Regions from separate parts of the Homo sapiens genome. Here region 1 is linked to region 2. Evidence: chromatin loops called from intact Hi-C (ENCODE). Cell type or tissue: ascending aorta. All regions are shown on one strand. Links, peaks and the distances in the headings refer to the core of each region. The heading gives the core; the rest is flanking DNA.

Region 1 (6,512 bases), core at 1,535-4,034, 650 kb before region 2:
TAGATGGTAGGAGCTTGCGCTGTGTCTGGGGAAGAATAAAAAAATAAATATCTAATGCCCGAAAGTGATGAGTGTTATTAAAGAAAAAGCAAAATAAGAGAGTTTTGTTGAGGTCAGGGAGGTGTGCTTGCTGCTTGAGCTAGGATAACAGGGAAGGATTCTCTGAGGAGTGACTTTCTGCAAAGCCTGAGCAAGCCATATTCATGTTAAAGAAGTGCTTTCCAGGGCCAGGCGTGATGGCTCACGCCTGTAATCCCAGCACTTTGGGAGGCCAAGGCGGGCGGATCACGAGGTCAGGAGTTCAAGACCAGCCTGACCAACATGGTGAAACCCCGTCTCTACTAAAAATACAAAAATTAGCTGGGCATGGTGGCACATGCCTGTAATCCCAGCTACTCAGGAGGCTGAGGCAGGAGAATCACTTGAACCCTGGAGGCGGAGGTTGCAGTGAGCGGAGATGGTGCCATTGCACTCCAGCCTGGGTGACAGACCGAGACTCCATCTCAGAAAAAAAAAAAAAGAAGTGCTTTCTAGAAAGAGGAATAGCAAGTCAAAGGTCCTAAGGTGGCAGTGGGTAACGTGTGCACCAAGAAAAACAAGTGCTGGTTTGGAGTAAGTAAGTGAGTAAGGTGGAGATGAAGTTGAAAAAATAGCTAGAAAACCTCTGCTGTCAGTAGGCACACAATTCCATTACTTTGACATGATCAGGCATTCCCCGTTTTAAAATTGGGATGGCAGGGTCCTCAAAGGTTGGAAAAATATACAAGTAGCTCCAAAAGAAGATAGAAAAACATTTATTGATTAAAATAAACTTCTTCATAAGAAGTCTCCAGACTTCAGCCATGGATTCATCTACACGATATGTACAAAACTCTCATGGCCCAGGACTATGACCCTTTGTTATTCCCCTACACTTTCACAATCCAGTGTAAAGCTTAAGTTATCAGCCTTCCTTCATTCGTAGCCTTCCTTCTCTTCTCTGTGTAACTAAGATAAAACATGGTTTGCAAATAATGTTCAAAGACCAGTGCTTTATGTTCCTTGTAAAATCAAAGGTCTGAGGCTCGGCATCATTTAAATTGAACGCTCCATCCTAAAATACTTTTTGGCTCCCCCTTACACTTTAAACTATTCACATAAGAAACATCTCAAGGATACACAAGGAAAACCACTTAGCCACAATGCCAGGAGGGTTTTGATTGCTGGTGGCTTTGTCAGGTTGGAGGCACCTGGGGCAGCCAAGGGTGGAGGTTGGGGAGAAATTTTCCATGTCATTTCCATACCTTTTCTTACAGCTTTTGTCCTGGATGACTTTTCAAGAATGTTTGTGTAGCAAACGGTCTTTGAAGATCGAGATAATGTCTCCCATTGGAGCAGAAGCCAGATTTGTTTCCTGACCAGGATAATAATGTATCCTCTGGGGAAAGGCAGTTTGGTGTGTTTGTGTTTGGTGGGAGTGGGGGTTGGGGGCGGTTGCTTGCTAAGAACCCCTTTAAAAGATTGAGGATCACCTGCTGTGACATAGACTAGTGTGGATGAAATATCCATCTGTGTCCACTGCTGTATCACCTATAGGACTTTGGGGTGCAAGAAGAACCAACTGAATCTGAAGCCCATGCTGCCTGTTCTGTCCTGAGTAATAAAGTAACCAAGTACTTTGTCTCTGGCCCAGGCTTCTCCTGTCTTCTGACAGCATCTATAAAATGTTGGCAAGGTAACCGTTTGCTGTAAGAAGAGTGAAATCTCAGATCCTTCCTTTTTTGATACCTTTTCTGCTTCCCCCACTAATCCACCCAGCGTTGGCAGATCCTAGCTACATTCAAGGGGGCTCACACAGTCTCCCCACCTGCAAAGCTTCCCACAAGACTGAGAAATTACGGCCCTGAAAACAGCATTTCCCCCGCCCCTTCCACACACACCACACCTCCGGGGCCAACTGTGTAGGACTGGTTTTCTTGCTCACCCAGAGGGGCTGGCGGAAGGGAAGTGAGGTGGCCGCTCCAGCCGCCCATTCCCAGGTCTGTCCAGAGAAAACAAACAGCCTAGAACGCAGACACCTCGGGAAACTCTGGAAACTCGAAGGGAACTCCCCAGCGCGCGCCTCCCGCCTGGTCCCAGGAACCCAGATTAGCCTGGAGAGGACCTGGGAGCCTGGTGGCGTGAACAGCTGGAGTGGGAGAGGCAGGGAGGCAGAGAGGCCAAGGCGTGATGAGAAATAGAAATTCCCTTCAAGCCAGTCCCGCAACTACACCCGGCCCTGGCTCAAAGGGAAGCCCTAGACAGGAGTGCACTTGAAGGTGGGGACGCTGAGCGGCCGCTAGGACTTGTGGCTGGTGTTCTCGGCCATGCCCTGGCCCAAGAAGTCGTTGGTGAAGATGCCTCAGCGGAGCGGGGCGCCCGCCGGGCCGCACGTTGGGGTTGTTCACGGTCGCCCACACGTCGTCGTGCACGAACTCGCCCTGCAGGGAGCGGCCTTAGCACAGGCAGCTCGCCCCGGCCAGCAGCACCTCTTCCTCCCCACTGCGAATGCCCCGATCATGCTCCCCCAGACCCAACACACAAACACCCTTGGGAACCCACGCGGGTGCCTTCTGTTTACCGCAGCGCTCAAGCCGCGGGCGCTTGAGTCCCAGATGGCGAAAGTTCGCGCGCAGGTGGAGTGGGGATCCCGGCGTGCGGCTGCCCAGGAGAGGAGGGCAAGGGCACCCCGGGGTCCCGCCTGCGGGTGTGCGGGGGTGCCCGGCTGTGCTCACCCCCACGCCCCCGCCCCCATCGTTCTCCCCAAAATGGGGCTGAGGAGGGGCACATCTGGCGGACCCCTCCCAGGTGACGAGGCAGGTTTAGCAGGTGCGAAGCCTGGAACCCCCACACCCACCTTCCAGGGAGAAAAGTGCCGCTGCTTTCCGGGAAGTTCCCGGCTTTTCAGCACCCGGAACAACAGCATTGGCGCAGGGGAGACGCTCTCCATTCGCCCCTTGCTCGCGTCCAGTCGCCGGCTCCGTGCTCTTCTGCCCAGGCTTTCTCTCACCCGCCCAGTGCTGCGTCCTGCAGACCCAGCCTCCTGCGGGGATAGGGAGCACCTTCCCCAAAGCCAGGAGAAGGGGTCTCCCTGGACAAGGACATCCTGCTCGCCCTGCCCGGGTGTGTTCAGAGGCGACACCGGCTACTTAACTTCACAGCTCATTTCTTGGTCAGCACTTACAAAAAGTCCCAGGTTCAAGTTTTGGTTTGGGTCTGGGGGCTAAGTTGGTTCCTGAAAAATTTCTTACTAGTTAATTTTTTTTTAATTTAAATTATTGAGACAGTCCGGGAGATGCCAAGCAAATTACTCTTTCTTCTCATCCAAGTGGGTCACTGGGTCTGATGATTAGTTTCTGTTTTTTGCACAAGTTTGAATACTCCTGCTAACAATAGGCAGAGAAGTGTGTAAGGCTTCTTTTGGCTTTGGCTCCTAATTAGATATCCCAAAGTGCGGAAATCACCTGATTTGTTTTGAGGTTTGAAAATCTGTGAACTCTTTCAGGCCCCTTGTAAATTACCATTGCTGTATGCTATAGTATTTGTTACCTGGGACATTTTACATATCCAATCAGAAAAATCTTTAATGTGGAATTCACCATTCGTTTGGCATTTTACTACTCAAATTTATTCCATACAAAAAAATCAGAGGCAAAATATTTGAGTCGTGGAATACTAAATGAGTGGAGTGACACATTCGTCTGGAACAAAGGTGGTCCAAGACAAGCTTCATTTTCATCCAGGTGCGGTGCATTTTTGGTGACCTGAAAATTAGTGACTGAAGAATGAAACTGAAAATTTGGAGCATGAATTTCTTGTTTTCATCTTTTCCTCTTTTCATAGAAGTTATTTTACCCTGTGACAGCGTTACCTCTTCCTTGGATGTTGGGTCTGTCTCCACACACAGGACACTGTCTCCTTGCAGGAAACCCACACTGCAGTAACTCCTCTTCTCTGCACATCAGATTAATAGACTTGTACTAGGGGAATAATCTGCCATGCAGTGCACAATGGAATGGGCTGGATGACCAGTCATGCTCAAAGTTGGTGTGTGTGTGTGTGTGTGTGTGTGTGTGTGTGTATGTGTGTGTAAAATGCTAACTAAAATACTGACATTGTTATTTTAGTAGATGTTACAGGTCAGTGTGTTAATCTTTCCAAGAAACATGCTTACATTTTTACAGAAGTTTTGTGGAGACAATGTCTTAACCACAAAGAGTGGCCCTCATCATATTTTTCTAGGGTGCAGGCCTTTTCTTCTTCCTTAAATCACCCCCAAAGCCATCCCTTTCACCCCTTTCTTACCTGAGTTGTCTACTTTTTCAGAGGAAACCAACATGGCTTTGCCTGCCAGTGGAGAGAAGTGGAGAAGAATGCTTCAAGGCAGAGAGCTTGGACTCCACAGAGATGGCTAAAAGGGACAGACATAAAAGAAACTCAGCTTGATTCAAGGTTTCTGAGCACTTGGTGCTTGATTAAGCTTTCCTCTAGGTTCATTGGCCTCTATGTTCCATCTGGTCCAGGTGATGCATTTGGGATTGACTTAATTTATGATATTAAGATACCTTACATCCTCTCAGAGATGAAACAATAAATATTGAAATATGAAACTTTTTTTGAATCTTAATCATTCCCTGATTCAATACTTTTCTGTATTACAGAAAAACAGTGTAAAAATATTGATGTCTGAAAGTATCTACAGAAGGTATCTACTAATGTGCCAGCCCATCAAGCTGTCTTCTCCTCTCTTAAAGTAGGGACACTTAGTGTGCCTAAAAAACAGACCACAAAAGAATTAGACGAAAGCCTTTTTATTTAGTCTATGTTTACATTTAAAGCATTTGTTATTATAATACTATTTTATAACTGTCTGAGACAACTTTTGTCTACTGACATCAATTTAAAACATAATTACTACAGAAGTGCTTCTTTAAGGCTTATCCAGATTAAGTCACTTAAGCAAACGAGGATGGACCAAATTCTTGAAAGAAACTAGAATGGAGAAAAAAATGAGAACAAGTTTTTATAAAATTTGAAATTTGTTTTAGTAACACTTTATTAAATTACCGCTTTTTGTGCTTCTTGTGCATAATTATATGTATAGTTCAGGAATGTCCGATATCACTAGTAAATATGTTATCCCAGTGTCACAAAAGCAAAAAGCCTGAATATAGAATCTACAGTGTAAGAAAAGAATTATTTTTATTATTATTATTAAAATATTACTAGTTCTTGAAGAAATTCGGAAGAATGTGAAAAGAAAAGAAAAATATCCCTGACATATCACCCAGAAATTACCACTGTAAGTACATAGATATATTTATTCTAGTCTTTTATCTATGTATATAAATACATCTTTAATGTAAATTTGAATTACACTATATCTACTATTCTATAAAAGGCTCTTTAAAACTTAATAAGTTTTCCATGCAATTAAATATTGTGCTATAACAAGATATCTACCAGCTGTAGAGTACTACATCATGTAGATGAACCATAATTAAACCAATTAGTCACATTTTTCTTGACTAGGTTGCCTTTCATTTTCCTTTGTGATATAAAAAAAGTCAAATATCAATCCCAAGAAATTAAATTACTCTCACAGTTATAGTATACATTTATCATATATTTTGATAAAGATTTGTCTGGTATGAATAGTTCTTTAGAAATTATTGCCCAAGAGCCCACTACAATCTTCAGTTTCAATCTTGAGTTTTATATCTACTCCACATGGATCAACTGCTGACCAGGCCAAATCCGTCCTAATCCTGAGCAAGACTCAGTGTGTCATAATCTCTGTTTCACCTGTACCCACCAAAGTTTGATGGCAGAGTTTCAATGGTTACCAGTGTTAAAAGGAAGGGTGCAGGGAATCTTTGGTTGTTGTCTAACTTGGGAGAAAGGATTTAGCCAAGAGACAATTAGTAATGTAAGGCAAAGGTTTATAACGAGATAAGAGTATACTCCAAGAGAGGAATGGGTTGACCCTGCTGGAAAACAGCTCCAGGCTGGTCTGGCTGGAAAAATAACAATAGCAGAGTTTATTTAAATAGACAGTACACTCTGAAAGATGAGTCAGCGGGCTACTCAAAAGAGAATGAGCCAGCAGCAGCTAGTGCTGGGGAACTCTAATCTTACATGATTATTCATGAAGGGATGTGAGGGGGTGTCACTTACAATCATGTTTTAGGCAGTCCCCTTGAGTGTGCATGCCCTGTGGTCATACAGCTAATACACACATCGCATGTCTCATTAGCATTTAAAATATCCATGCAGGGCTGTGTTTTTTACTATTACGATGAGGAAAAGGCTACTCTAGGGTGGGTTATTGGAGGAGTGTGCATGCTCCTCAGCAGGGAAAGTCCCTACCACGGTTATCACTGACCAGGGCCTGGTAAGTCCCCTTCTGGATGGGAGGAGCCCAGTCACAAGGCCAGAAGTAGCCAGTGTAGCCATTGTTTTTTTGCTGACTGTAAATGGGTGGCATCTCCAGG
Region 2 (6,512 bases), core at 2,496-4,995:
GACTGTGGGATAGTCATTTTTGTCTTTTCTTTGTGTGTGTGTGGAGGGAAGGCATTTCCAAAGACAAATATTCCATAATATACTTTGGGAAAAGCAGCATTCTCTGAAGGTATAGACAAATGGTTAACCATACTTCTACCCAGTTTGTGTTGTAGGTGAGAAATAAAGTGGTGCTTGCTGGAATTAGTAGTCGGAATTAGTAGTGATGACTTTGGTGCTTAGGAATAATTCTCAGACATAACCTCTAGTGTTTGCTTTTTACTTGCTGCCCTGATAAAGGTTGATAGTGTGATTAAAGTTACTGAAGACTACAGTAAAGGGTGCTTTTGCATCTTGTGTGTTTATTAATATAGTCTAAGCATGTTGGTGATGGTCCAGACAATGATAGTAGTAACGGTGGTGGTAGTTATGGAATTTAGCTTCTAAACTTAAAAAAAAAAGGTTAACAAATATCAGAAATGGAAATTTAAAAGGTAAAAATGACCAGAATTGGAGCGTAATAATATGTTTATCTGTGCTTGTCAGAATGCTGACAATCCACATGGTTGCTGTTGGTGGGAGTGTAAGTTAGTTCAACCATTGTGGAAGACAGTGTGGTGATTCCTCAAGGATCTGGAACCAGAAATACCATTTGACCCAGCAATCCCATTACTGGGTATATACCCAAAGGATTACAAATCATTCTACTGTAAAGACACATGCACACATATGTTTATTGCAGCACTATTCACAATAGCAAAGACTTGGAACCAACCCAAATGCCCATCAGTGATAGACTGGATAAAGAAAATGTGGCACATATACACCATGGAATACTATGCAGCCATAAAAAAGGATGAGTTCATGTCCTTTGCAGGGACATGGATGAAGCTGGAAACCATCATTCTCAGCAAACTAACACAGGAACAGAAAACCAAACACCACACGTTCTCACTCATAATTGGGAGTTGAACAATGAGAACACATGGACACAGGGAGGGGAACATCACACACTGGGGCCTGTCGGGGGGTAGGGGGCAAGAGGAGGGATAGCATTAGGAGAAATACCTAATGTAGATGACGGGTTGATGGGTGCAGCAAACCACCATGACACATGTATAACTATGTAACAAACCTGCATGTTCTGCACAAGTATCCCAGAACTTAAGTATAATTTTAAAAAAATAAATAAATAAAAAATAAAAAAAAATTACCGGGCCTGGTGACTTGTGCCTGTAATCCTGGCTGCTTTGGAGGCTGAGGCACAAGAATCACTTGGGCCTGAGATGCAGAGGTTGCAGTGAGCTGAGATCATGCCACTGTACTCTAGCCTGGGTGACAGAGTGAGACTCTGTCTCAAAAAAAAAAAAAAAAAAAAAGGATGTTGGAACTGAATCCTAAACCCTTTATAGATTGTGAAGCAGTGAAATATAAAATCAATTGATGTAAAATTTTTCTTGAATAAATTTTAGAGCTGATAAATTGGCAACATTTGGATCCTAGTATACTGAAACATAGGTCTTACATTGGATTCCTTTCTGTATGACTAATAAATTGGTCCTATATGGGATAAGAGGAGCCTCTGAAAGACTGAGGAGAATATAGACTAGAAAATAAAACACATTCGGTGTGCTTCTTTATATGTATATTTTATTTCATGTATATATTTGAGACAGAGTCTTGCTCATTCACCCAGGCTAGAGTTCAGTGGTGTTATTATGGCTCGCTGCAACCTCTGCCTCCCAGACTCAAGTAGGTGGGACTATAGGCATGCCCCCCCATGGCTGGCTAAGCTTTTTGTATTTTTTGTAGAAGTGGGGTTTTGCCATGTCACCCAGGCCGGTCTCAAACTCCTGGGCTAAAACAATCCATCTGCCTCAGCCTCCCAAAGTACCGGGATTATAGGCATGAGACACTGTGTCTGGCCTGCTTCTTTGCATATGTATAGCACAATATAGGTTTTAATTATCGTTAAGTCTACAATTTGTAATTTTCTTTGACCCACCTTAATACACTGCTCTGCTTTTTCTTACTTTTAGTCTTGCTAAAGACTCGCTAACGTCTTGCTAAAAGTAAGAACATTCAACAGTCCTTTTCCATGCCCAAATCCCTACTAACAGTGATATTAAAACTAATTGTGTATTAAAAAAAAAACAAGAAAGGAAAAACAACTGATAATGAAGACAAGTGTACAACTGTGGTGGAAAAAATATTTTAGTTCTAAGAGGCTCTTTTTAAAAATAGCAAATCAAACAGTGTGACAAAAATTAGATCTACTTATTGTAGATAGCTAGATACAGATCATTATCATGTTGTTATTTCACTCTGCTACTTTTATGAGCACGTATTTCTTTATGTGAAGTTCTAAGGATTTGTGTTTTAATAAGTCATTGTTGCATCTGTATATGTCCTCCTTAAGAGCCCAAATAACGTACTGGTTATATAAAATCCTGTAAATGTCTTTTGGGGTACCTGGATTATATAGCGCTACATTCAAAAATCATATAGATGAGTATTTTACCCATAGAAGCCAAATATAAAGGCTTGGCTACAAAATGGCGTTTCTTGTTAGGAATGCTATTCTACAGTTATGATCATAATATGGTGCTGAATTTGGCTCTAATTGAAAATAATGGCAGATATTCTTATAAGTTTCATTTTGCTAAGACCTGAGCAAAAGATGGATGCTCTAACTTTCCTTTTTCAATTTTCATCTTATCACTGCTAACATCTTAAATTAGTACATGTGAGTTAAAAATGCATTTTGGAACTTGGCAATGGCTACTTTTCACAGTAAGAGGAGTTATTGGGTAACCAACACAGGATTTTTTACCCCTTCTCTTTTTCAGTAAAAATCAATTCTTGATGATGATCCAAATCAACAACAATGCTTTACATTTGTATAAGACTTTACTGTTTCCTGAGTGCCTTTTTTTTCATGATGCCCTTACAATGAGTCTTTACAGTGAATAGGAAAGAAGAGAAAACAAGCTCCTAAGAAGTTAACAGAGGTCCAAACAAGTTATCCTTGTTTACCTCCTCTTGCCTGTTACACCATAGAGCCAAGTGGCTGTATCTCAGCATAGGTCAGTCATAGAATTCAGTAGATTAAAATAATGATAAGAGCTAACTCTGAAAAGCTTTCCAGTTTACAGATAAGTTTCTTTTAATATTCATTATTTAATCTTTAAAACGATCTATTAGGAGATATATTGCCTTCCTCATCCCCATTTTACCGGTGAGGAAACCAAAGTTCAGAGGTTTTATGTGACCTTGGCTCAGGCCATGGCAGAGCCAGGATTGAATCCCTACCCTTGAACTCCTTTTCCTGTTCACTTTCCATTACCCACGTGCCCAAATAGCTTTCCAATCCAAACATTACATAATATTAGACTGTTTAATGGCATGCAATTGCCTTTTGGGAGAAAGGACCACCCTGCATCTCTCTTAAAGAAACAGCAAATTTGATTTCCATCACCCTGAAGTTATGTTGCTAAGTAACAGAGAGAGATGACCCAGAAAATAGCACTTAGATAACTGAGCTTTATTTCTGCTTACCTTAATACATTTCTGAGCCATAGCAATGGGTCAAAGGCAAGAAGAGGATAAAAACACTTTCAATTTGATTTGACTTAATCTGTTTTACTATTTATTCACTTTAAGATGTACACAATATTGATTTCTCCATTGAGTTAACTTTTGAGTTATTGAGTTAACTTTAAAAAATTGTATCCTTCTTTATAACCTGGAACTTAATGCTCATTCTGAGAATCCAAGTTATCTCTTTAGATGTGAACAGTTTATATTTGATAATCCCTGAGAGGAAGCACTATCATTATTCCTGTTTGATTAATAAGGAAACTAAGATTTGGAGAAAATAAGTAACATGCCAAAGTCCTTTAGTAAGGAAATAGAAGACACAGAATGGAACCTAGACCTGCTCTAGCCCTTCTGCCCCTAACCACCGCACTCTACTGCCTCCTTGTGGCCCACCTGAAAACTGGGCTACAGCCTGCAGCATCACTGCCCAGTAGAAATGAGAGCCATACATGTAATTTACATTTTTTTAGGTAGCCAGATTTTAAAACATTTTAAAAAGTGAAATTATTTTTAATAATATTTATTTAACCCTAATGTATTCAAATTATTTTAGCATGTGATTAATATTAAAACATAATTTTTAAAATTTAATGTGAGAAATTGAAAATATTACTGAGATGGTGTGCATTCTTTTTTTTTTAAATGAAATATTTGGAATGCAATGTGTGCTTTACACTTACAGCACATCTCAGGACAGCCATATTTCAAGTGTTCAGTAGCCACATGTAATTTGTGGCTACTATATTGTACAACACAGATGTTTATTAATAACCTTGACTTCGAAAGAAATATGAGTCTTTGTCCAGGCCAGAAGCTCTAAATAAGACGTGACTCTATCAGAGCATCCAAGGCAATCTTATAGCAACTCATTTGAATTCTTGGAATTATATGACAGACGGCTTCAGACCCATTCATAGCAGCAGACTTCACTGAGTGTTATCCAAATATATCTGGCCCCTTTTATGACCATTTCACTGGACTTTGCAGCTAATATGTCATGATGCTGTGCAGCACATTTACAGTGTGAGAGGTTGATAAGAAGCAGCTTTCCATGCCAGCATTCTTAATTTATATTAATTCTTGTTGGCTTTGGTTAGAATTTAAAATGTCAAAAAAAAAAAAAAAAGAAGAAAGAAAATAGGCAAGATTAGCATGAACTTTTTATGGATGAACAGAGCGGAAGTCCCTGATGGCTCAACAGAATATAATAGAATATTTAAATTCAGGATATGGGAAAAATATTTCTGTGAATGCTCTGTTAAAATAGCTGTTGGTGTTTATTACTGAAATGGAATATAAAAAGAACTTCTTGAAGAACCATGTCATACCTCCCTTATTGCCAAAACTACCTTTTGTTCACATAATAGAATATGAGTGTTAGGTAGGTATTACAATAAATCTTATAATCAAAACTCAGGGGAAAATGTAATGGAATGTCCAATAATTGAACTATATAGCAGATGAATTTGATAACAGGATATATTTGATTTACTTTAGTCTGATCCTTTAGAAAATTGAATATCTAAAAAATATTAGGAGGCAGAAATAAGGGTAACCATTATCTTTTAAGTGCTAGGGATATGTTTCCTAATACCTTTGGCACTAGCCACACAAACTTTTATTTCATAAAAAGGAAGTTGATACATTCAAGATAGTAGTTTTTCTCTACCTTTTAACTGAAGCCCCGGAGAGTAGACAATGCCAGCCACATGGATAAAGAAAACTTTTTAACACCCTTACTACCACATTAGTATACCAGCTTCAGATGAGCATTTTCTGCATCCTCCTCTTAGCATGAAATTCTATCCCCCACTCTGCACCCCTGTGGTAGTGACCTGTTCCCTCCACCTTTAGTTACTTCTAGTCCCAATCCCATTACACTTGCTCCCCTTCATCTTTGTCCAAATCATGTTTGTTTCTCTCTAGCTCTGTCTCCCTGCTCTTTTTTTTTTTTTTTTTTTTTTTTTTTTTTTTTTTTTTGAGATGGAGTCCCACTCTCTCCCCCAGGCTGGAGTGCAGTGATGCAATCTCCCTGCTCTTTTAAAGCCCAGTCCAGCATCTCATAACACCATCCTCATCCCTGCCATTTCACAACTTCTTGTACCTTCTTCCATCATCCTCAGGGACTTGAGCACCAGGGCAGTGACTCTCCATTGCTCACCAAACTATGCTGCGCTCTTCAGCAAGAAGATCCATCACCAAGTTCCTGTGCTTCTGTCCCTTCAGGGCCCCCCATTTATGCTCTACCTTAGCATTTACCAACATGGCCTGGCCACTGGCTTTTTAATTATGCAGACTTTGTCATTCTCTAGCATTTGAACTCCGAAATGCTCCTCTTTGAGCTTAAACTCTTACCTCTGTCCTCCCTTCCCTTTTCCCCACTCTCTCATTCCCGCTGACACTTTAAAGGGATCATGATTATGACCTGCCACCTCCTCGCTCCTCTGTCTGCTCAGTTGCCTTCTATTAAGACCTAAGCATCAGCATAGCTTCCGTGACAGGTGCTATTCTCCTGCTCCCTCTTTCCTGCCGGCCCTGCACTTGATCACTGTTAGAACCTCTCTTCTCCCTGATTTTTGCATTCATAATTTATAACCCTATCTCTAATTTATCTGATGTATTTCAGTAATGCACGTGACATCAACTTAGACTCTTTCACACTTTTACCAACATTTACCTGCCTGACAAGGCCAACCCAAGTTACTTCACTACCTGTATTTTGCTTTCCCTAGACCAATATTTCTCAATTTTTTTTTTCATTATCATACTCACCTCTTTTAAGGAGCTTTTTTAGATATTTTTTCTTATCAGCTTTCTCCCCAATTAAACACTCAAGAATAAGATTTGTTACATAGGATTGAGCTTGGAAAGACCCAAAACCATTGTAATGTCTATGATTATTTTTCACCACCATCATCCCCACCCCAAGAAAC

The links. A loop is a pair of places that touch in the nucleus more often than their neighbours do. Peaks named below come from ENCODE experiments on the same cell type or tissue, not always from the same donor. Only the 100,000 strongest peaks of a DNase experiment are listed, where the experiment ranks them.
Region 1: it touches region 2 in a loop (3-fold over the local background); 1 of 110 quality-filtered maps calls a loop at or near these places.

What each region holds. Positions count from the first base shown.
Region 1 is chr12:30,197,472-30,203,983 of GRCh38, reverse strand. No RefSeq gene overlaps it. Among named protein-coding and RNA genes, the nearest start is that of LINC02386, 96 kb to the left of the region's middle. In ascending aorta, for the core only: a CTCF peak has its summit at 2,510; no DNase peak of the experiment used is centred there; H3K4me3 peaks cover 1,332 bases.
Region 2 is chr12:29,549,981-29,556,492 of GRCh38, reverse strand. All of the region lies in intron 10 of TMTC1 (transmembrane O-mannosyltransferase targeting cadherins 1), which reads left to right. The region is part of intron 5 of LOC105369714 (a long non-coding RNA gene); the gene reads right to left. Among named protein-coding and RNA genes, the nearest start is that of OVCH1, 56 kb to the right of the region's middle. In ascending aorta, for the core only: a CTCF peak has its summit at 3,979 (motif pointing left); a DNase peak (open chromatin) is centred at 3,972; H3K27ac peaks cover 525 bases.